Regions from separate parts of the Homo sapiens genome. Here region 1 is linked to region 2. Evidence: chromatin loops called from intact Hi-C (ENCODE). Cell type or tissue: IMR-90. All regions are shown on one strand. Links, peaks and the distances in the headings refer to the core of each region. The heading gives the core; the rest is flanking DNA. Region 1 has its middle 79 kb from the start of TGFA. Region 2 has its middle 26 kb from the start of FAM136A.

Region 1 (12,350 bases), core at 1,667-9,666, 300 kb after region 2:
AAAACCACTGTTAAAGAGAGAATCCTGAAGGCAGCTAGTGGGGAGGAAGGGAGGAAAGGGCACATGACATATAAAGGAAAAAAGAATCGCAGTAGAATCTCCTTAGAAACCACACAAGCAGAAGATAGTGGGGCAACACCATTCAAATACAAAGAGCAAAAAAGTTCTCCATCCAGAACTCTCCTTCCAGTGAAAATAGCTTTCAAAAATGAAGGCAAAATAACAACTTTTTCAGAAAAACAACCAAGAGAATTCGTTGCCAATAGACTTATGCTACAAGAAATGTTAGAGGAAATTCTCCAGGCAGGGGGAATATGGCACCAGACAGAAACTTGGAACTGTAAAAAGAAATCAAGAGCGCTAGAAATGCTGAAAATGAAGGTAAATTAATTCTTTTTAATTGCACTAAAAGATAATTTTCTAAAGTGAAGTCATCAAACATTTTGTGAAAGGGCCAGATATTAATAATAAATATTTTAGGCTTGCAGGACATACAGTCTCAGTTGCAGCTACTCAGATCTGCTGCTGTAGTTGGAAAGCAGCCAGGACATGTGTAAACAAATGGGTGTGGCTGTGTGCCAGTAAACTTTATTTATAAAAATGTTTGGCTGACCTGATGGTCATGGTTTGCTGGCCTCTGGCCTAAAGCAAAAACTATACAAATGCATTGTGGGGTTTAAAAACATTTAAAAGTAAAATGTAAGACAAAAATAGCACCAAGGATCAGAGGAACAAATTGGAAGTATACTGTTGTAAGGTTTCTACACCACTGTGAGTGGTATAATATTATTTAGAGGTATACTGTAATAAGTTAAAAATGTACATTGTAAACTCTAGGGCAGCTATTAAATATTTTTTTAAAAGAGGCAAAAGAATAAGCCAGTAGTAGAGACACAATTATATCATAAAAAGTACTCAATCCTGAAGCAGACAGAAAAAGAGGGAAAAGAAGGAATGAAGAACAGATGGGACAAATTGAAAACAACTAGCAAGATGGTAGAGTTAAACCCTACTATGCCACTAATTAGATGTAAATAGTCTAAATACTCCTATTAAAAGACAGAAATTGTCAAAATTGTATTTTAAAAGGCTCAACCATATGCTGTCTAGAAGAAACTCGCTTTTTTAAAACTTATTTTAGGTTCAGGGGCACATGTGCAGGTTCGTTATATAGATACACTTGTGTCATGGGGATTTGTTGTACAGATAATAGTTCATCACTCAGGTACTAAGCCTAGTACCCAATACTTATTTTCTCTGATCCTGTCACTCTTCCTACCCTCCACCCTCAAGGAGGCCACAGTGTCTGTTGTTCCCTTTTTTGTGTCCATGTGTTCTCATTATTTAGCTCCCACTTACAAGTGAGAACATGTGGTATTTGGTTTTCTGTTGCTGCGTTAGCTTGCTAAGGATAATGGCTTCCAGCTCCATCCACGTCCCTGCAAAGGACATGATCTGGTTCCTTTTTATGGCTGCGTAGTATTCCATGGTGTATATGTATGTACCACATTTTCTTTATACGGTCTGTCACTGATGGACATTTAGGATGATTCTGTGTCTTTGCTATTGTGAATAGTGCTGCAATGAACAGTTGTGTGTACATCTTCATGGGAGCACGATTTATATTCCTTTGGGTATATACCCAGTAATAGGATTGTTGGGTCAAATGGTAGTTCTGTTTTTAGCCCTTTGAGGAATCACCACACAGCTTTCCACAATGGTTGAACTCATTTACACTCCTACCAACAGTGTGTAAGCGAGAAATCCTTAATATGTTTTAATATGAACATACAGATGGGATAAAAGGATAGAAAAAGATATACGATGCAAATGCTAATCAAAAGAAAGCTGAAGTGGCTATATTCATATCAAAGATTTCAAAGGAAAGAATATTACTAGGGATAATAAAGAGCAACATTACATAATGATCATTTCACAACAAAGCCTTAACAATCCTAAATGTGTATGTGTCTAAGAACAGAATTTTAAAGTAAATGAAATGAAGGCTGGGCATGGCAGCTCATGCCTGTAATCCCAGCACTTTAGGAGGTGGAGGTGGGTGGATCACTTAAGGCCAGGAGTTCGAGACCAGCCTGGCCAACATCGTGAAACCCCGTCTCTACTAAAGATACAAAAATTAGCTGGGCATGGTGGCGCATGCCTGTAATCCCAGCTACTTGGGAGGCTGAGACAGCAGAATCACTTGAACCTGGGAGGCAGAGGTTGCAGTGAGCCCAGATTATACCACTGCACTCCAGCCTGGGTGACAGAGCGAGACTCCATCTCAAAAATAAATAAACAAATGATTACATGAAATTAAAGTAAATGAAATGAAAACTGAAGTACTGAAAGGAGAAAGACAAAGCCATAATTATAGTTGAAGACTTCAAAACTCTGTTCTCATTAATTGATAGAAAAAGTAAATAGAAAATCAATGGCAGTATAGAAGACCTGAAGAACATGAACAACCAACTTGACCTAATTGACGTTGCTAGAACAGTTCACCTGGCAACAGCAGAATACACATTCATTTTGAGTGCACAGGGAATGTTCATCAAAATAGGTCCATCATGTTTTGAACCACAGAACAAACTGCAACAAATGTAAGAGAATTAAAATTATAAGGTACAAACGGTCAGAATGTTTTTATGCTCATATCCCCCCTGAATCATTTGTGCAGGTTTAGGTACAAGGTAAGCAAGAGTCGGATTTAACTAGGTTCGGGATTTTTCCATGTGAGCTTGTGTAAAGAGGGAGCAGGTAAAGGAGTTTTAAGGAAGTGATTATAGGATTGGACAATGGAATTTAAGCTAGGTAAGACATAAAATAAGAATATGAGGAGCATTGAAAAATATACTAGGATCAAAGGGCTGGAAGATCTGATAGTAATTATTGATGTTTGAGTATCAGAAAAAGCAAGCTGGCTATTTACATGATGATTGTCAGAGTGGATGCTTGAAATAGATATTATTGGTAAAGCCAAGGTCAGAGGTATAACCACAGGAATGAGTAACTGAGGTACAATGGAGAACATGCTCACTGAAAGAGACAGGGTCGAGGAACTGAGATGCTGGGTACTGGAAACGTCATCCGTGTCACTAATAAAACATCATCAATTGTGAAAGTAGCAGTGTTGAAGAGCATGATTGTGAACTAAGAGCTAAAATCTTTGAGGAATAAAGGGAAATGACTGGGTGGTGTAGGTGACTGCCACAAGATGCGTGGGTAGTATGTAGTCTGATGACATGAGATGTTATTAGTAGGAAAAGAAGACCTGTCTAATACCAGCAATGAGCATCAAGCATAATGCCCTGCCAGACTCAATGGTGCTAGGAAGCAAGAGAAAAACACCTCCCAGAGGAAGGCTACAGAAGAAGCAATGTCCTTAAAAGAATATGAGCTTCTCAAAGAGAATCAGGCAGCATTCTAATTATTTCCTTACTGTGAAACAGGTAAAGTAGCATGAGGATTTTAATGTATAAATTGGAAGGCTATGCACACAATTTTTTTTCCTTTCCACCTGAGACTCCAGTAAAATGATGGTGAAGGAATAAACTCGTATCCTAAATGAATTGGGAAAGAGATCATTGGTAGGTAAGGGGTTTCAATGAATTTCTTACAGATGAAAAGAGAATGTAAGACATTTCATGAAGAAACAGTGTGAAACAAAGCATCTCAGAATATGCAGGAGGAAACTGCAGCAAAGGAGAAAGCCAATGGCCCCAGGAAGCTCCAGAAGGCTTCAGGACCAGGCCCCAGTTGGCAGTTATAAAGGAGGGCAGGGGTAAGAAGGAGGGTCCTAAAAGAAAGGAGTTAACTCAAAGTGGACCCCTCTCACTTCCTCTTTTTAACCCTATTGCCAAGAAATACATTGTAGGAAGCCCGGCATTTCCTTCAGGTCAAAAATTACAGGACACTTCTCTAAAGATACTGAATGTACTCCCAGGGGCCAAATAGGACTCCTAGAGTTGGTAAAATCCTTGAGAGTAAAGCCTTCCCTTTATGCAATTGGGAAATCCCAGTTTAGAGGCTGACTTTCTACAGTTTATCTAAAAGAGCATTGGGCCTACAGCTGATCCCTGCCCACACTGCAGAGCTTCTAGTCAGCATACGCATTCCTAGGAGAGAGCTAGGAAGAAAAATAGACACACCTTGGATAAGCAAGTAAACTGATGGCAGTTCTGGAGAAAAATCAACACCATTCCCCATTATTAAGTAGAACCAATCACCAGAAAGAAGACAAACACCTGAGCATAAAATGACAAGGCTAATTCAAACAGAACAAATTACTCCAAAAGAAATAGGTAACTTAGTGAAGAAAGGAAAACATTAAAAAAAAAAAAAACAACTCTAACGAATAGCCCCAGAATTTTTGAGTTGTTGTATGAATATGGACAAAAACATAAGCAGAATGCTATTTAAAAGGAACAATAAGAAAATTAATTAGGAAAAATTAATAGAGTAATTGAAGGATAAAGTCAAAGAAATTTCCCAGAACATAAGGCAAAGAGATGGAACCAGAGAGAAAGGATCTATTTAGAAAGTCAATTATCCGACTAATAGAATTTCCAGAGTGAGAAAACAGAGAAAGTGGATCAAACAAATCATATAAGAAATTTTCCCAGAGCTGAAAAGAAGCAGTTTTTAGCCTTAAAAAGTTCACATAGTGCTGACAATCACACACTCTTTAACACATTTCTGCACACTGAAGATAGGGTACATCTAAAAGCAGAGAGAGAGAGACGGAGGAAGTGGCCAGTGGGGGGAGAGAAACAGAAATTCCTTAAAAATCAGAAGTCAGATTGACATTAAACTTCTCATCAGCAACTAGATTCTAGAAGATAATGGATCCAATTCCTTCTAGGTTCTGAGAGAAAATTATTTTGAATATAGAATTCTATATATTGCTAAATTATCAATCAAATGTCAGGCTGAAATAAAATATTTTCAGAAATGCAAAGCAAAGGAAGTGTGGCTGCCATGAGAATGTGCCTTGCAGATCTCTGATTACAGGAGTGTAACTGACCATGGGCCCCACTTTTGTGCCTGAAATCTGTTGGCACATTTGTGTCATGGCTGCTCCCAGCCAAAGACTGAATGTAGCAGAGATACTAACCCAGACCCATTCCTGGGAGACAGGGGACTCTCCAACAACTGTGTCAAACTTTTCGTCTGACTGAATGGAATCTAAAACACTTCTACCCAACCTTCTCTCCCTCTCTCCATCATTCAGGGTCAAACCTGCATCATGCTCTGATATCTCTCCAAGCCTTATCCAGATCTTTCTCTATTTTTACTCATGACTTGAAATTTACTTTTCAGGGGACCCAGACTAATAGAAAGTTTATCTCCTATGGAACTTCTTGAGGAAAAAACCTGCAAAACCAAGGGTGAAAAGGGGGAAAAAAACAAACAGAATGAGCAAGACATGAGATATAAATGGCAAACCTAACCAGAGTTCAGTAAATAGGAAGTTGTGCAACAGGTCTGAAAAAGAAATTAGAGTGGATGTCTGGTTTGAATACGGCTGTTCAAAGTTACCTTTCTCCCTCTCTTTTCCTGGAATTTATCCAAAAGCAACAAGGAAAATGAGACACAAAACTGCAAACTTCACTTTAAAAGAAGCTTAGAGATAACTAAAACACCAGTCTATATGATAAGTAGAAGAACTGCCATAAACAGGGAGCTTGACGGGGGCATTTGCGTACAGAAAGGATGCTGCAGAGAGAAGGTGCTGTGGCCACAGATCTCAGAAAAAGCCAGCAAAATTACCGATCTTAAAGATGAAGGGAATCCTTGGCAGGCAAAATCAAACCCTTGTTTTTCTAATTGTGTTGAGGAGTACTCTATCAGTAAAAGTGACCCTGAATCTAATTTGGTTCCAAAATACAAATGCGATAGAACAAGAAATCATACTGATAAGCCATAATAATGGAAAGTGGTCTATCTCTTTGGCAGTGAGGGAAAAAAGAGCTCTTGCATTAAAACAAACAAACAAATGGCACACTGGCCTTTCTTCATTAGCTGGGAAACAATAAAAGTGAAACCAGCACACACACAAATTCCAGTTAGCCTGGAACATGGCCCTGGCCCCACTGACACATGAATCTCATTCTAAGAGGTGTTCCAGAAATAACTCATTTTCTGCAATGTTGAGTAATGTAAAACAAAGCAGCATATAATTTATATGAAAATGTTAAAAGAAAAGGAAAAGAAGAAAACAGGGAAAACAAAAGACAGAGAGCCTGAAAATGTTGTCATGGAGCAGATGAAATTTTGACCACAAATATTTCACCATGGATTAAACATATATGCAACAGACAATTATCTTTCTAAAGTAAGAGGACAAAGAAGAGATGCAAGAGCTGGGGAAGAGATGATAAAACAGCAGGAGAAGATGAAAAGTAAACTGGCAGAACTTAAAAAAGCAGTAAAAGAAATAAATGAAGCCATGATTGAAATAAAGGAAAAGAAACATTGTGAAAAACAAATAAGAGAGACATAAAATATTAAATTTAAAAATCAAAATGTTAAAAAGGATTACAGAGGAAAATTAGAGATATCAGATACAGACAAAAGAGATCCAACATACATTAATTGGAACCCCTGACAAAGAAAATCAAAATAATGAACCACATATATTTACTTTGCTAAATATTTGGACATGGTGAAAGGTAGTGAAAGTATATGCTCTGGTCTCCCCTTTTTGACAGAGGCCTTTCAAAATTCTAAGCATGCCTCAGAGTCTTCCTTGGCTTTGAAGCTACGTGGACTTGGATTTGAATCTTGGCTCTTCAAGTTGCTACAAGAGGCTCCAGCAAGTTATTTAATAGCTCTGGGCCCCAGTATTCTCATCTGTATAATGCACCTGTTAATACCTACTACATAAGAATGCTGTGAGAATTAAACGAGAATTGCGCATAGTGCCTGAAACGTAGCAGGCAGGGTAAACAAAGAGATCATTTAACTAGAAGAGAGCCATTGAAGGGAATCCTAACCAGATCCCTTTTTGTCTTTTGGTAACCAAGTCTTAGAAGATAAGAGAGAATAGTAACGTTCCTTAGGCTAGACAGTGTACCGATGTGGTGCCAAATTCCTGGGCTTGAATCCCAGCTCCACCATATACAAGTTGGGAGATCTTAGATAAGTTACATAACCTCTCTGTGCCTCAGTTTCTTCATTTGATAACAATAGTACTCATCTACTAGGACCGGTATGAGAATTCAATGAATTAATATATATAAAGTAGTCAGATGACCTCTTGGATGATAATAAATACAGGCATGTGTCACACAACAGCTTTTCAGTCAACCAACAGGTTATAATACAGTACTTTTACTGTAACTTTTCCACATTTAGATATATTTAAATACACAAATACCACTGTGTTACAATTGCCTACAGTATTCAGTACAGTAACATGCTGTACTGATTTGAAGCCATACAACATAGCTGTGTAGTAGGTTATACCATTCAGGTTTGTTTAAGTACACTCTATGATCTTCAAACAATAATGAAATCAGCTAACACTGCATTTCTCAGAAAGTATCCTCAGCATTAAGTGACAGATGAATAAATGTTGGCTATCACTGGGTTTGGAAAATTAGCCTTGAGGGCCTCCAGGTTAAGATGTCGAGTTGAAGCAACAAAAGCAAAAACAGACAAATGGGATTGCATCAAACTAAAAAGCTTCTACATGACAAAGGAATCAATTAATAGAAAGAAAAGGCAACTCACAGATTGGGTGAAAATATTTTCAAATCATACATCAAATCAGAGGCTAATATACAAAGTAAACAAGGAACTCAAACTACTCAATAACAAGAAAACAACCTATTAAAAATGGGCGAATGACTTGAATAGACATTTCTCAAAAGAAGACATATAACTGGACAACAGATATATCCAAAAATGTTCAACATCTTTACTCATAAGAGTAATGAAAATTAAACCACAATGAGATATCATCTCACACCTGTTAGATTGGTTGTTATCAAAAAGAGGAAAGATAACAAGTGTTGGTGAGGATGTGGGGAAAAGAGAACCCTTATGCACTGTTGGTGGGAATGTAAATCAGTACAGCCATTTTGGAAAACTGTGGAGGTTCCTCAAAAAAACTAAAAATAGAATTATCATATGATCCACCAATCCCACTCCTGGGTATATACCCAAAGGAATTGAAATCAGTATATTGAAGACATATCTGCACTTCCATGTTCATCGCAGCGCTATACACAATAGCCAAGATATGGAAACAACCTAAGTGCTCATTCATGGATGAATGGATTTTTTTTAATGTGGTGTATTTGTAAATGGAATACTCTTCAGCCTTAAAATAACCCAGGAAATTCTGTCATTTGTGACAACGAGGATAAACCTAAAGGACATTTCAGTGAAATAAGCCAGGCACAAAGAGACAAATACTGTGTGATTTCATTTATATGAGGAATCTCAAAAAGTCAGTCTCATAGAAGAGAGTAGAATGGTGGTTACCAGAGGCTGGGTGGCAGGTGGGAGGGTTGAAAGGGAAAGAGGAGACACTGGTCAATGGGTTTGAAGTTTCAGTTAGATAAGAGGAACAAGCTCTGGTGTTCTACTGCACAGCACAGTGACTATAGTTAATAATAATATATATTTCAAAATAGCTAAAAGAGGATTTTAGATGTTCTTGCCAACAAGGAATGATAAATATTCGAGGTGATGAATATGCTAATTCACCTGACGTGATCATTCTACAGTGTATACATGTATTGAAACAACACATTTTACACCATAAATATGTGTAATTCTTGTCAATTAAAAATAAAACAAAACTTAAAAATATAAACAAAAATCAATTTTTAAAAAGATGCCTATTTGAATATATGTCTGATGTCCCTCGCCAGTAAAGAAATTTTAAAACAAACCGAAAACATAAACTCACATGGACAAGAGGAGAGAACAGCTATAAAATATTTGAAGCTAGAAAGCAGAAGTGTGAGTGGTAACTGGATTAGCAGATCTGATAAAGCTGAACCTTAAGTCATCTATAGAGAAAGTGAAGAACCAACTTGATTTATTCCACAGAGTCCTCAAAGGGCTCAGAACTGGGCAGCATTGGGCACCTCCAGAACTGTGGATGAAAGGGTACTCAAAAAAGAACAGGAAGTGAAATCCATTGAGAAGTGATTAGATTCCCGAGTTCCCTTCTTTACTCCATACTCCTGGTGACTGCCCTTTTCCCACCCTCTCAGAAGACTGGGAGTTTTTCTGTAAAGAGGGGAAACAAAGGCTTGAGCACTGCACAGAAAACAAGGATACTTAGTTAGCACATACAACTGAATTCCAAGACCCCCAGTCCACTTTCCACATTCGTCTCCCAAAATGTCAGGATCCAGAAGCTGGAGAGAAGAGTCTTTCTTGAGGAATCTAAACAGCCTAAGAAAAAAGATCCTGAATTGGAGGTTCCCAGCACACAACCCTGAGACTACTCCACCACGAAGCTCTAATCTATCAAGGCCTTCATACACTCAGAACTTCTTAGAACAGCTTTTTAGACCCCAATCTTAGTCAAGAACAGACAGCCAAACACTGACAAAGTTCTCTAATGTGGAATAAAGAGACCCAAACAAATAAATAGTGGAAAGAAACCCCTAGAGAAAATAGTCAATGCAGAAAGAATAAAACTTTTTTTAAAAGTTGTTAATATTCCTGGAGAACAGGAGAGATTGCATCAATGAAGGAAGAACAGGATGTTATTTTAAAAAGAAATAAAACATTTGATAAACAATAACAACAACAGAAGCTCTTTAAAATGAAAATATGATGATGGAAAGAAACTCGATAGAACTGGAAACTAAACTGGAAGAAATTTCCTGAAAAATGGAGGAGAAAGACAAAGAAATGGGAAGTAGGAGAGACAATATAAGAACATTAGAGGGTAAGTACGACAGATCCAAAATCCAACCAATTGGAATTGCAAAGGAATACAGAGAAGGCTGTGGGGAATAAATCATCAACAATAGCTGAAGAAAACTTCATATTCTTATATGACTTTCTAGATTTAAAGGGCTCAGTGAGAATCCTGCAAATTGATTAAAACTAAACCTATGTGAAGGCATCTCATCGTGATCTTTCAGAACCCTGAGGACAAAGAGAAGATTTTAAAGCTTCCAGAGAGAAAAACTATACTGTATAAAAAGGAGGAAGAATCTGAATGGCTTTGGGCTTCTCAATAGCAACACCAAAAGCAAGAAGACAGTAGAGCAAAGCCCCCCAAATTACAAAAAGTTACTGAAAATTTTTCCAACCTAGGAAATTTAATTTTTTTCAAGCTATAATTCTGTAGGTAGCCAATAATCAAGGAAGTATATGGGCATAATAAAGACATCTTTGGACATGCAAAGTCTCAAAAGCTCTGCCTCCCATGTCTGCTTTCTCAGGAAACTATTAGAAGCTGTTGGAAGTAAAGCAAGAAAGAGAAGGACATGGGACATGGGATAAAGAAAATGAATTTCAGCTAGGTGCAGTGGCTGACGCCTGTAATCCCAGCCCTTTGGGAGGCCGAGGCTCCTTTGGGAGCCCTTTGGATCATGAGGTCAGGAGATCGAGACCATCCTGGCTAACACGGTGAAACCCCGTCTCTACTAAAAATGCAAAAAATTAGACGGGCATGGTGGTGGGCGCCTGTAGTCCCAGCTACTTGGGAGGCTGAGGCAGATGAATGTCATGCACCTGGCAGGCAGAGCTTGCAGTGAGCCAAGATCATGCCATTGCACTCTGCACTCCAGCCTGGGTGACAGAGCGAGACTCCATCTCAAAAAAATAAAAATAAAATAAAATAAAATAAAATAAAATAAAATAAAATAAAATAAAATAAAGAAAATGAATTTCAACCCAGGAGAGAAGTGAAGGAAGTCACCAAGAGTACGGTGAACAAAGATCCCAGAGTGACATCTGATGACGTACAGGGCACCTGGGTCAGACTGAAGCAGTATCCTCAAGGGACAGCCACAATGAGGAACATCATCACTGTGTCCATCACTGTTGTACCATCATTTTAACCTGATCAGACTGTTGGAGCATGTACTCCATTAAAACAAGGTATTAAACTAAAAAGAGGAAGATATCAAAGAAACAGAGAATCCAACTCAAAGAAAAAGGCAAATAAATAAATAAATAAATAAATAAAATAAAATAAAATAAAAAAATCCCAAGGATGGCAGCAAAAAGGAATCAGTCCCAGAAAGACAGGTATACAGCAGCCTGGCAAGCCTAGAGAAAAACCAGCCTAGATAGGAGAAGGCAAATCTTCATGAGAGATGTTTCTAACAGAAATTAAAAACAAAAAAAGAACAGTTAGATTGCTTGATGTTGTTGGCTTTATAGAAAAGTGTTTGGGAGACTTTCAGAAGTTGCAAGATAAATTAGCAATAAGTACAGAAAATTAAGTAAATAAAAAGAAGGCAATTATTAACTACAGATGAAACAAAAGGTAAGAAAGGAAACATAATCATAGTGCACGACAATGCTCAGCTGTGAATAATATTTGTCCAGGCATAATGATATAAACAGATAATATTAATCTGACCAAAAACCATAATCAAATTGCATGGGGAGGAGGGGGGACAGGAAGCAGACGGATAGAGATGATGCTGTAAGAGAACTAGATCCTCATCTAGCATAACAGGAAGTCAGTAGATAATATCTCAAATTGATAAAGTAAAAGATAACAGAATATACATGTTGTTTAGAAATATGAAGATATGTAAACCCAGGAAAAAAGCAGTTGAAAGTGGAAGACTCTAGAGAGGGGAACAGGTAGGGGTGGGGAAGGATGGGACAGGGAATCATGTTTTGTTACAAGTATATTAGCTCAATTTGATGTTTGGAACTGTGTGCACTGAAAAAAAAAAACTAATTTGAAAAATCAATTAATTTCTCTTAGCAAGAGGTGTCTCATGGCTGCCCTGACTCAAACGTAAGGCTTAGAAAATAATGACAATCTTGCCCCTCCCCAAAAAACCCAGCCTCTTATTTTTGTGTAGCTGTGTATTTCTTAAAGTATGTTATTATTTCAAAGAATTATACCCATATCAAATATCTTGGAGACGAAGAAAGTTATTCACAGGGAAGAAAATTATAACGAAGCAGGAAATTCTTAAATGCAAGTTTAAACACCTTCCTAAACTTCAACCATTGTAATTTATCATGTAGCTAATTTCCTTTTTGACTTATTGGGAAATCTTTAGGTCCCCCCCATTCCTGTGTTGTCTGGTTCAGCCCTTGGCCTGTTGATGGCCTTTTAGCTCCTTGGGACCTGCTCTGGGGGAGCTCCAGGGACTCAGGCTCCTCCTGGCTTCAGCCTGTGT
Region 2 (12,350 bases), core at 2,483-10,482:
GATCTGCCTGCCTCAGCCTGCAAAGTGCTGGGATTACAGGCGTGAGCCACCATGCCCCATCTCTTAGTAGTTTTTGAGGAGCAGTTTAGAGTGTCAGCAAAGTTCTTCACAGATCCAAGAGTTGTTAGCTGATGTAATCCGGCTGGATGAGGGAGGTAGAGAGGAAGGCAAGAGGTGGCGGGTGGCTGAGGGCTGCTTGCGTAACATCTTGACTGTGGCAGCAGACACAGTGGAGGTTGTGAGATTTGTTATGGATGTTAAGAAGGGCTAAAGAGCCACTAGGTGATCATAGCTCACTGTAGGCTGGGTTCAGTGGCTCATCTCTGTAATCCTCAGCACTTTGGGAGGTTGAGGCAGAAGGATCACTTGAGCCCAGGAGCTTGAGGCTGCAGTGAGCTATGATTGTGCCACTGCACTGAAGCCTGGGCAACAGAGTGAGACCCTGTCTCTTAAAAAAAAAAAAAAAAGCTCACGATAACCTTAAACTCCTGGGCTCAAGTGATCCTCCAGGCACAGCCTCCCTAGTAGCTAGGACTACAGACACATACCACTATGCTCAGCTAATTTTTAATTTTTTTGTAGAGACAGGGTCTCACCTCGTTGTCCAGGCTTGCATTGCATTGTTCTTTTTTCTTTTTTTCTTTTTTTTTTTTTTTGAGACAGAGTCTTGTTCTGTCACCCAGGCTGGAGAGCAGTGGCACCATCTCTGCTCACTGCAACCTCCACCTTCCAGGTTTAAGCGATTCTCTGGCCTCAACCTCCCAAGTAGCTGGGATTATAGGTGTGTGCCACCATGCCTGGCTAATTTTTGTTATTTTCAGTAGAGATGGGGTTTTGCCACGTTGGCCAGGCTGGTCTTGAACTCCTGACTTTGGGTGATCCACCCATCTTGGCCTCCCAAAGTGGTGGGATCACAGGTGTGAGGAGGCTTGCCTTGTTCTTTAAAGTCAAGAAAACATAGTTTCTAGGAAATGGAAAAAAAAGATAATGAGATAATAGAAATGAAGATGGATCTGCCTAATGGAGTACATAAAGAGGAAGGAAGATGAAATAAAAAGGAAAGAACACTTTGAAATGAAATGTGGTAGTGGTTTCCATAGTACTTAATGTTTTAGAAGTGGGGATCTTATGGGAAAATCTAGGTTTCAGTTAAGACAAGGAGGTGAAGGAAACCTTAGTAGAAAGGTTGGCAGTATGGGGGCATTTATTACACTCAAAACTAATTCTGGTGGGCATGGTGGAAAAGCTTGAGACAGAAACAGAAGGAAGTTGAGTCAGGGCATGGAAACCCTGAGTGCTATGATGATGAAAATACCAGAGGTGGTAGACGGCCAGAGAGCCTTGTGTTACAGAGTCATGTGTGTGGGGCAGGGTGAGTTTAATTGGCTACTCAGGTAGGACACAAACCAGCTAAGGCTCTGGAAGTACACATGCACTTTTCACCAGGAACATATCCCGCTGGTGTGTGTGCAGCAAAGTACAGCCATTGTTAAGAGACACTCAAAACAAAAGCAACCCAGAAAGGCTACAAATAAGAGGGCAGCCTTGCAAAGGCAGACCCAAAGAAATCAGGGATTGCAGCATCAGTATCAGGATAAATGAATCCAAGATAAAAACATGCTGAAGTTCTTTTAGGCCTTCAAGGAAAAAGATGAGTCCCAGGTTTAATAAATCCAACACTGACTAAGTGAAATTAATAAAGGAATTTATTGGTGTAACTCATCAAATCAAAGACAGAGCAGAGACAGAGCTGGCTTTGGCCAAACCAAAGGACTCCAGGGCAGTTGGAGTGGTTTTTGGTTTTTCATTTCTGCATTTCTCTGTGTGTTGGCTCTGTTTTATCCTTCACATGGAGAAGAACGTGGATCTTGGCAGCTTGAGGGTCACATCCTTTCAGCTTGTACCCAGAGAGGAAAAGAAGGCAGCTCTTACTGCTAGCTTTTACAAGAAAAAGCCCGGGAAAGACCTCTGATTGGCCTGGCTTGGGTCCCATATATACCCTGGAAACAGCAATTATGAGGTACCTGATTGGTACCTGATTGGCTCAACCTCACATGTGTGTACTTCTGAGGTCAAGGCTGCAGGGTCTCTTAATGGAGAAGGGGTTGGGGAGAGGATTAACAGATAGCTTTGCAAAATATAGCCACTACCATAAGTAGATAAGCAGATTCAACACATTGTTATTAAAAACAAAGCAACTATAAAATGGATACCACACCTAATATAATAAAGACAAAATGAGTAATCAGAAAAGGAACATAGATACCACGGTGAACAAAAATTATTAGAATAATGTAATGCATAATGCTATGCTAATATGTTTTTAGATCTCATGGGATTCTTTTTAAAGATAATATAAATTATCAATATATGTTCAAGACGCTTCTTGCATACAGAGTTTTTTCAAGTCTTCAAAGGAAAGAATTCCTGGCTGGGAGTGGTGGCTCATGCCTGTAATCCCAGCACTTTGGGAGGCCAACGCAGGCGGATCACTTGAGGTCAGGAGTTCGAGACCGGCCTGGCCAACATGGCAAAACCCCATCTCTACTAAAAGTACAAAAATTGGCCAGACGTGGTGGCAGGCACCTGTAACCCTAGCTACTCAGGAGGCTGAGGCAGGAGAATCACTTGAACCTGGGAGGTGAAGGTTTCAGTGAGCCGATATTGCGCCATTGCACTCCAGACTGGGTGACAAGAGTGAGACTCTGTCTCAAAAAAAGAAAAAAAAGAAAAGAATTCCTGTGATACATAAATTATTGGATAGTAGAGAATTTTATTTTACAAAGCTAGCATGAAACATAAAGAGAACAAAACATCCCCTCAACAGGCTGGGCAAGGTGGCTCATGCCTGTAATCCCAGCACTTTGGGAGGCCGAGGCAGGAGGATTGCTTGAGCTCAGGAGTTCAAGACCAGCCTGGGCAATGTGACAAAACCCCATCTCTACAAAATATACCAAAATTAGCCAGTGCGGTAGTGCACACCTGTAATCTCAGCTACTCAGGAGGTTGAGGCAGGAGAATCGCTTGAACCTGGGAGGTGGAGGTTGCAGTAAGCCAAGGTTGCACCACTGCACTCCAGCCTGGGTGACAGAATGAGAGTCTGTCTGGAAAAAACCAAAAAACCCAAAAACATCCTCCTGACAAGCATACAAAACATGTAGACTGATTTAACGAATGAATGTGGATGCAAAATGATAATGTACTTCCAAATAAAATCCAACGAATAAACATCACACTCAGGTAGGGTTTATTCCAGGAATGCTGATATAGTTCAATATAAAGTGATATATCAGTATAAACTATTCATTTCATCACAGGTCAAAGGCAGCAAAAGCAATCACTTCATTGTTCACATATAATTCAGTGATGTCCATGTTGAAAACACAACATAATTTCCTATATAAAGGCAAAATGCCTTAGTACACAAAGCCCTGTATGTTGGGCCCTCCTCTCTCTCTGAGCTTACCTCCCCCATGCTCTGCCTGGCACTCTGTGTTAAACATGTGTACTGGCCTTTTTATTTCTTCATGTGCACCAGGCTTCCAGGACCACAAAGGCTTTGCATACGCTCTTTCCTCCACCTGCAACTCTTCCCTCCCTTTTTGACTTAGTGCCTTCTCTCCTTTCAGATCTAAGTTTACTCATTGCTTCCTTCAGGAACCTTTCCTTACCTCTGTAATCAGTCAAATCCTCCCTACTCCTGGGCTACTCAAACTATGAAGCATCCTGGTAAGGTGCAGATTCTGGTTCAGAAGGTCTGGAGATGCTGTGTTTCTAACAAGCTCCCAGGTGGAGCCCAGGCTGCTGGTGCATGGACCACAGATTAAGTATTGTAATCCTTTTCTTCCCAGCACCAGTTGTGGTGTACTTTTATTTTTTATTTATTTATTTTTTTGAGATGGAGTTTCCCTTTTGTTGCCCGGGCTGGAGTGCAATGGTGCGATCTCGGCTCACTGCAACCTCTGCCTCCTGGGTTCAAGCGATTCTTCTGCCTCAGCCTCTCGAGTAGCTGGGATTACAGGCATGCACCACCATGCCCAGCTGATTTATATATATATATATATATATATATATATATATATTTTAGATGGAGTCTTGCTCTGTCGCCAGGCTGGATTGCAGTGTTATGATCTCGGCTCACTGTAACCTCTGCCTCCTGGGTTCAAGCAATTCTCCTGCCTCAGACTCCTGAGTAGCTGGGACTACAGGCGCACACCACCATGCCCAGCTAATTTTTGTATTTTTAGTAGAGACAGGGTTTCACCATGTTGGCCAGGATGGTCTCGATCTCTTGACTTAGTGATCTGCCTGCCTTGGCTGCCCAAACTGCTGGGATTACAGGTGTGAGCCACCACGCCCGGCTGATTTTATATTTTTAGTAAAGACGGGGTTTCTCCATGTTGTCAGGCTGGTCTTGAACTCCTGACCTCAGGTGATCTACCCGCCTTGGCCTCCCAAAGTGCTGGGATTACAGGCGTGAGCCACCACGCCCGGCCGTACTTTTACCTTTTTTATGGGATTATTTGACTAACATCTGTGTCCTCCACTAGATTGCAATAAGCATCATGAAGGCAGGGACCATGTCTATTTTGCTCACTGTTGTATTTAGTACTCAGCGTAGGGCCTGGTACATAGTTGGTGTTCAAGACATATTTGTTGAATAAATAAATGAGAAAAATGACGTCATTATCTACAGATATGGTAAGAAGGCATTTGATACAAATGTGTTTTGGCGAAATTACCTAATAAATTAAGGATGGAAAGTTTTCCTTGAATATGATAAAGAATATCTACCTTAAATATTAAAATGTATTATAAAGTATAGTATGGCAATAGACATAGAGAAAAATATTTACAAATGAATAACGAGCTCACAATAGATTCAAATATATATATAGGGATTTAATAAAAGATAAAGATGGCTTCAAATCACCAAGGAAAAAGAGGAGTCACTCAATCAACATATTAGAACAACTGGCTGGCCATTTGGGGAAAAAGTGATCTAAGTCTCATGTCAAAATAAACTCCAGATTTGAAATTTAGAAACATAACAAAAAAGTGCTAGGGGAAACACAGGCAAAACTGTTCTTATAATCTTGAGGCAGGATGATTCTAAGTAGGACATAAAGGAGAGAAATAAAACAGAAAAATATGGATATGCAAAAATTAAAAAACCCTTGTTCTTCACAAACTGGGAAAACATTTGTAACATATGTGTCTGATAAAAGAATGATAACAAAGTGTTTCTACCAATTAAAGAAAAAGGCAAAAAACTCAATAGAAAAGTGGGCAATTTAGCCGGGCAAGGTGGCTCACACCTGTAATCCCAGCACTTTGGGAGGCTGAGGCGGGCGGATCACCAGGTCAAGAGATCAAGACCATCCTGGCTAACATGGTGAAACCCCGTCTCTACTAAAAATACAAAAAAAAAAAAAAAAAAAAAAATTAGCTGGGCGTGCTGGCATGAGCCTGAAGTCCCAGCTACTTGAGAGGCCAAGGCAGGAGAATTGCTTGAACCTGAAGGTGGAGGTTGCAGGGTTGCAGTGAACAGAGATCGAGCCACTGCACTCCAGCCTGGTGACAGAGCAAGACTCAGTCTCAAAGAAAAAAAAAAAAAAAAGAGAAGTGGGCAATTCACCAAAGGAAAAAGAAATAGGAATGGCTAATAAGCATATCGTTGGAGAAGGCTTTGTCCTCCTAAAAAGATATGTTGAAGTCCCAACCCCTAGTACTTCAGACTGTGATCTTATTTGGAAATAGGGCCTGTACACTTGGATTAATTTATATTCTAGTTAAACTGAGGTCATAGAGTGGTCTCTAATCCATTGTGACTGGGTGTCCTTATAGAGTGGGGACATTTGGACAGAGGCAGACAGGCACAGAGGGAAGACACGTGAAGAGGCACAGAGAGAAGACAGCCCTGCAAGCCAAGGGACAGCTGAGGCTACCTGCAGCCAGGAGAGAGGCGGGAGCAGATCCTTCCCTACCATCTTCAGAGGTGAGACCATCAATATCTGTTGTTTTAGGCCACGCAGCTTGTCACACTTTGTTAGAGCAGCCTGAGGAAACTAATGCATGTATGAAATCATATTCAGTTTCACTAAACATTTAAGAAATCAAAAAGAAAACAAATCACGGTTCTTCCTATCACACAGTTCAACTCGTTGGCTAGCAGGGCAAAACCTTTTGCAGGCGAGGATGAGAGGAAAAAGGACCGTTTACACGGTGGTGATGTAAATGGTACGACTAGCCTGTAGAGCAAGGTCATTTAGCAGTGAATATCATAAGCCACAAATACATGAAAACTCCTTGACCCAACAATTCATCTTGAAGGAGGGAGATAAGCAGACATGTTTGGAAAGATATGTGAACTAGGATGTATAGTACAGCATTTATAATATTCCACGTTTGGAAGCAACTAAACGTGTAAGAACAGGAAACAGATTAAATAACTAACAAAAGGACCGTGCAATGAAGTACCCCACAGACACAAAGAACCACACTGTAGGAGAATTTTTTTTGGTAAGAAAGAAGTATGTTACATTTGATTGAGTGAAAAAACTCAAGTAACAAAATAGTTTATGCATCATGATTTATTTTTAAAATAAGAAACAAATGTTATATATACATGCCTAGAAGAAAATCTGAAGAATCACAGCACAACTGTTAAGGGTCATCACATAGGAGTGATTGGATTAGAAATGACTATAATTTTCTTCTGAATGTTTACAGGGGTTTCTAAGTTTTCTTTAATAAATGTGTCTTCTTGCTCACAGCTGTAATCCCAGCACTTTGGGAGGCCGAGGTGGTCGGATCATTTGAGGTCAGGAGTTTGACACCAGCCTGGCCAACATGGTGAAACCCCGTCTCTATTAAAAATACAAAAATTAGTCCGGGCACGGTGGCTCACGCCTGTAATCCCACCACTTTGGGAGGCCGAGGCGGGCGGATCACGAGGTCAGGAGATGGAGACCATCCTGGCTAACACGGTGAAACCCATCTCTACTAAAAATACAAAAAAATTAGCTGGGTGTGGTGGCAGGCGCCTGTAGTCCCAGCTACTCGGGAGGCTGAGGCAGGAGAATGGCGTGAACCCGGGAGGCGGAGCTTGCAGTGAGCCGAGATCGCGCCACTGCACTCTAGCCTGGGCGACAGAGCGAGACTCGGTCTCAAAAAATAAAAAATAAAAAATAAAAAAAATTAGCTAGGTGTGGTGGCGCATGCCTGTAGTCCCAGCTACTTGGGAGGCTGAGCCAGGAGAATCGCTTGAACCCGGGAGGCAGAGGTTGCAGTGAGCCAAGATCGCGCCATTGCCCTCCAGCCTGGGTGACATAGGCTCCATCTCAAAAAAAAAAAAAAGTGTCTTCTTTAGTTATATAAAATTTCTCTTGTTAGAACATCCATCCTAATTAATGAGAAAAAGAATGAGGACTGATAGTTCATATAATACTAAAGCTCACTCAACAAAACTTTGAAATTATTATTATTTTTAGTTAACTATCAGGTGCTTTATCCACAGATACTTAAGGCCTTATCACTGCCCAGAGACATTAGCTGGACCAAAGGGCAGCATGGGCAAGCTGGGCTGCTCAGCAGGGAGCAGGCGCTGTGGATTTCCGTTTTCATCCCGTCAGCTTGCTCCCTCTGTAATCACAGCTCTGCCCAGATTGTCTTAATGACAACCCTGCCTCACCTGGTTTCCGGAATGGATGCATTCCTTCCCACTTTGATCACAGAATGCTATTCTCATTCTCCAGGGTGTGGGCCCAGCCTGGCTCAGTGCCTGCTTGCCAAGGACCTGCCCTGAGTCACTCTGTCTTTGGTGCCGACAATCTGATTGCTACAGCTGGATATTTTTTCTTTCCTCTCCTTCAACTTGAAGAAAACACCCTCCTACTCACTCCCGCTGCCCTGCCCTGCCCATGGGAATCACTCTAGAGTTTAACAATGTTGTCTGTCCTCTGTCTGTAACTTTGGGAAAACAGGTGAGCTGGGAAGCAGCAGGTGAGCTGGAGTACAGAGTACAAAAGGGCACACTGGGGCTTTGGCTTCTGTTCTGATGGATTGCCAGGGTGTACAAAGCAGTTCTCATGGAAAAGGCATCATGGCAATTTGTTTACTGTGGTTAGTCTTGAGGATCTGCTGTTAATTTAGCCATATATGTGTACACACACACACACACATGCATGCAAATGTGTTAAGAACTATAAAGTTCTCTACAATCGTTATTTAAATATCAGAGACGCTCTTGGTTGAGCTTTTGTTTTTTTTAGAGACAGTCTTGTTCTGTTGCCCAGGCTAGAGTGCAGTGGTGTGATCATAGCTCACGGTAACCTTGAACTCCTGGGCTCAAGAGATCCTCCTGCTTCAGCTTCCTGAGCAGCTGTGACTACTGGCATGGGCCACTATGCCTGCCCAATTAAAACAAATTTTCTTTTGTGTAGATGCGGTCTCAATATGTTGCCCAGGCTGCTTTCAAATTCCCGGCCTCAAATGATCCTTCCACTTCAGCCTTCCAAAGTACTGCTATTATAGGCGTGAGCCACTGCCCTTGGCCTCCAGCCAGCTTTATAGAACATAACTACTGTGAATAATGAAGGTAAACTGTACTTTGCCTCACCCAAGATGGTGGGACCTGTAAAGATTCAAAAGTGCCGGCTGGGCGCGGTGGCTCACGCCTGTAATCCCAGCACTTTGGGAGGCCGAGGCGGGCGGATCACGAGGTCAGGAGATCGAGACCATCCTGGCTAACACGGTGAAACTCTGTGTCTACTAAAAATACAAAAAATAGCCGGGCGTGGTGGTGAGCGCCTGTAGTCCCATCTACTCGGGAGGCAGAGGCAGGAGAATGGCGTGAACCTGGGAGGCGGAGCTTGCAGTGATCCGAGATAGCGCCACTGCACTCCAGCCTGGTTGACAGAGCGAGACTCCGTCTCAAAAAGAAAAAAAAAAAAGAAGATTCAAAAGTGCCTAAGAAGGTTTGAGTGGGCATCTAGGCTCCTGGGGAACATCTGTGTTCCGGTGTTCCACAGCCTGAACCTCCAGCACTCTGTGAGCTCAGAGTGGGGCCCTCTCTCCTCTGCACCCCAGACACCAGCATTAAGTTACTGCTGCTCCTCCCAGCAACCCAGAGGTACCTCTGGAACTTTGTGGCTCAAGCTTGATGTTAGTGGATGTGTTTGATTCTAGGGGCGGGGAGAAGTCTGCAGGAACTTCTTCGGCGGCAGTGTAGAGACTGCTGCTTAGGGCCAGCCTGGGTGGGAACAGATGGGGCTGCTCACCTCCCAGCTGAAGCAAAAAAAAAAAAAAAAAAAAGCAGGGAGGAGACTGCCCCCTATTAGAGGAGAGAAACAGAATTCACAGCTGGAGACACTATTTGGGGGTTGCAAAGAGAGACTATACATTGGATTTGAACCATGAGGTTGGAAGCTGATGGGACTGGGAACAAGTTGGGCTGGAGCAGATGAAACAGGGAGATGTGAACAAAAGAACACCAAGGAGGGGAGCACCAGAGAGGAGCAAAACACATGTCACCCTGCCCATATCCCTCCAGTGGGGGACACAGATGCCAAATAGATAAGCAAAGTGTATCATTATAAATTGGGGGACGTATTATTCAGAAAAGGTAGAGGGCTGTGAAAGAGAATAACAGAGGGGCTTTAACTGAGATGGGGATGGGGGAAGCCAGGAGAGGCCCCAGAACCAAGCTTTGAATTGTGAAAGGATGTGAACCAGGCTGCAGGGGCGCCCAAAGCACATTAGGAGCAGAATGGCCCACCTGGGGTCACCAAGATGGACAGGGCTGGGTGCCTTCCAGGACTGAAAAAACCGTCTGCCTGAGGGGCAGAGAGGCCAGTGGGGTCGGGAGATGAGACCGGGAACAGAGGCAGGGCCAGACCATACCGGCCTGCAGGCTGCGTGAAGGAGCTTGGAGTTTATTCTAAATGCAACTGTGCTCTGGGTGCCTGTCCTCACGGTGTGACTTTTAGGACCACCAAATATATTTGATGGCATTGTTCTATGTTAGAGCAAACTTGCAGATTTTATAAACATTTGAAGGGAGATACACTGCCACGTTTGCAAAGTTGTTTTGAAGGTGGAAGTGGGTGAAACTGTGTTCCTCTTTCTACTTTTAAAATATTTTGCCTTATTTTCTTAACGACTGCATTACTTTGATAAATGTGAACATTATGGGAAAAAGAGCCCCCTGTGCTGATGGCTGAAGTCCCTGGGTCCCATGGGGTAGATTCTGGGCTAATGCTTTATGTTCATGAAGTTTTATAAAAATTGTGATTTTGATTGGGATTGCACTGAATTTATGGATAATATAATTTAAGAAAAAGAGGCTGGGGGCAGTGGCTCATGCCTGTAATCCCAGCACTTTGGGAGGCCGAGGTGGGGAGATCACTTGAGGTCAGATGTTTGAGCCCAGCCTGGCCAAGATGGTGAAACCCCATCTCTGCTAAAAACGCAAAAATTAGCCAGGCGAGGTGGTATGCACGTGTAATCTCAGCTACTTGAGAGGCTGAGGCATGAGAATCACTTGAACCCAGGAGGCAGAGGTTGCAGTGAGCTGAGATTGCGCCACTGCACTCCAGCCTGGACAACAGAGTGAGACTTTGTCTCAAAAAGAACATTTTTTTTAAGAAAAAGTGTTATCTTTATGATAAAAATTAGCCAAACATGGTGGCATGTGCATGTAGTCCCAGCTACCTGGCCGTCAGGGGTTGGTGCTGAGGTGGGAGGATTGCTTGAACCTGGGAGTTCAAGGCTGAAGTGAGCTATCATAGTACCTTTTATCAAGGTCACTCAGCCCTGACCCAGGTGATTTAGCTTGTGAGGTCACCCATCACTGACCCCCTAGTCCTGCCAGCTGAGGGCCCCACACCCAGAGCTGGGGACAGTTTCTATTTGCCTTCTGCCTAGTTTGACAGGATCAGCTTCCTGGGTTTTTTTTTTTTTTTTTTTTTTGAGGCCGAGTTTTGCTCTTTGTTGCCCAGGCTGTAGTGCAGTGGCACGATCTTGGCTCACTGCAACCCTGCCTCCTGGGTTCAAGTGATTTTCCTGCCTCAGCCTCCCCAGTAGCTGGGATTACAGGCACCCACCACCATGCTGGGATACTTTTTTGTATTTTCAGTAGAGACGGGGTTTTGCCATATTGGTCAGGCTGGTCTCGAACTCCTGACCTCAGGTGATCCACCCGCCTCAGCCTCCCAAAGTGCTGGGATTACAGGTGTGAACACCGCCCCTGGCCCATGGGTACTTCTTTCTGCAGAAAAGCCACCTGTTAACAGAGGGCAGAGCCTGAGTTCAGAGGAATGAGCTTTAATGGGGGTATTCATAGCAGCACCAAGTGTGGGATGGGTGGGGTGGGAGTGTGAAGGGAGGGAAGCGTAATCATTTGGGGTTGATAGTCTTCCTGGAGGGAGGAAAACAACGTGAAATGTAGGAGTGGGGGAATCATTTTAATAAGGTAAAGGTAGATTATGGGCTAATGGTTTGTGTTCGTGATTCTCGTGGCGCCCAGTGTCCCTTGCATGAGGCCCCTGGTCATCTGCCCTGCACCTAGGGAGACAGGTGTGGTACAGAGGCCTCAGCATCTCACTCTCCATAATTCTGTCTCTCTTCTTCACCTCAGGAGGTGTGCAGCTAGGACACGTTGTGCCTCCTCTTCTCATCTGAATTTTCAATGGGGCAAAGGGCAGTTGGAGAAGATTCCCTCCAGGGATGCTCCCACCTTTCTGGTGGGCATAGAAGGGTTTTCTCCACTTCAATGCCAGCCTTTCCCTGTTCCAGCAATGCTTCCTTGACTACAGGCTGGTCTAGAGGTTTACCTGTTATTCCTTTATCCCAGCTTCTTGCATTTTTGCATGTCATATGCACATTTCCTAACCATCCTCCATGTGAAGAGTTTGGTCTCCCTCATAGGCCATTGAGGGTTTGCAGCTGTCATCTGGTACAGGTGTAGCCTCTGGAGTGTGTGGGCAGGCTCTTGTAGAACTGTTTATGGGAGAACCTCCTTTCTGCTGATGGAGTCCTCATGCAGTCCTAGCTGACAGCCACCAGGATGTGGGGAAATGTCCAACTACGGGAGTCCAGAGATCCTGCTCAGGTTGGGGTGGCCATATTCAAATTTGTCTTGCATTCTGGCAAAGAGCTATTTCTCCTGGTGTTTCTCAATTCTGCTGGACTTGGTGCCCCCTTTTCAAACAAATATCTTATAGTTCCACCTTTACCTTAATGAAATGAAGTTATGGATAATATAACTCATGCAGAAATCAATATCATGTCCTATCATATAAAACATAAATATATAAAATAAACATATAAAACATATAAACAAACAAAAA

The links. Hi-C counts contacts between places; a loop is a spot of excess contacts. Peaks named below come from ENCODE experiments on the same cell type or tissue, not always from the same donor. Only the 100,000 strongest peaks of a DNase experiment are listed, where the experiment ranks them.
Region 1: it touches region 2 in a loop (2.1-fold over the local background); 2 of 110 quality-filtered maps call a loop at or near these places.

Annotation. Positions count from the first base shown.
Region 1 is chr2:70,627,123-70,639,472 of GRCh38, forward strand. No RefSeq gene overlaps it. Among named protein-coding and RNA genes, the nearest start is that of TGFA, 79 kb to the left of the region's middle. In IMR-90, for the core only: no CTCF peak of the experiment used is centred there; no DNase peak of the experiment used is centred there; H3K27me3 peaks cover 286 bases.
Region 2 is chr2:70,321,393-70,333,742 of GRCh38, forward strand. No RefSeq gene overlaps it. Among named protein-coding and RNA genes, the nearest start is that of FAM136A, 26 kb to the left of the region's middle. RefSeq lists a silencer at 8,425-8,719. In IMR-90, for the core only: no CTCF peak of the experiment used is centred there; no DNase peak of the experiment used is centred there; H3K27me3 peaks cover 1,710 bases.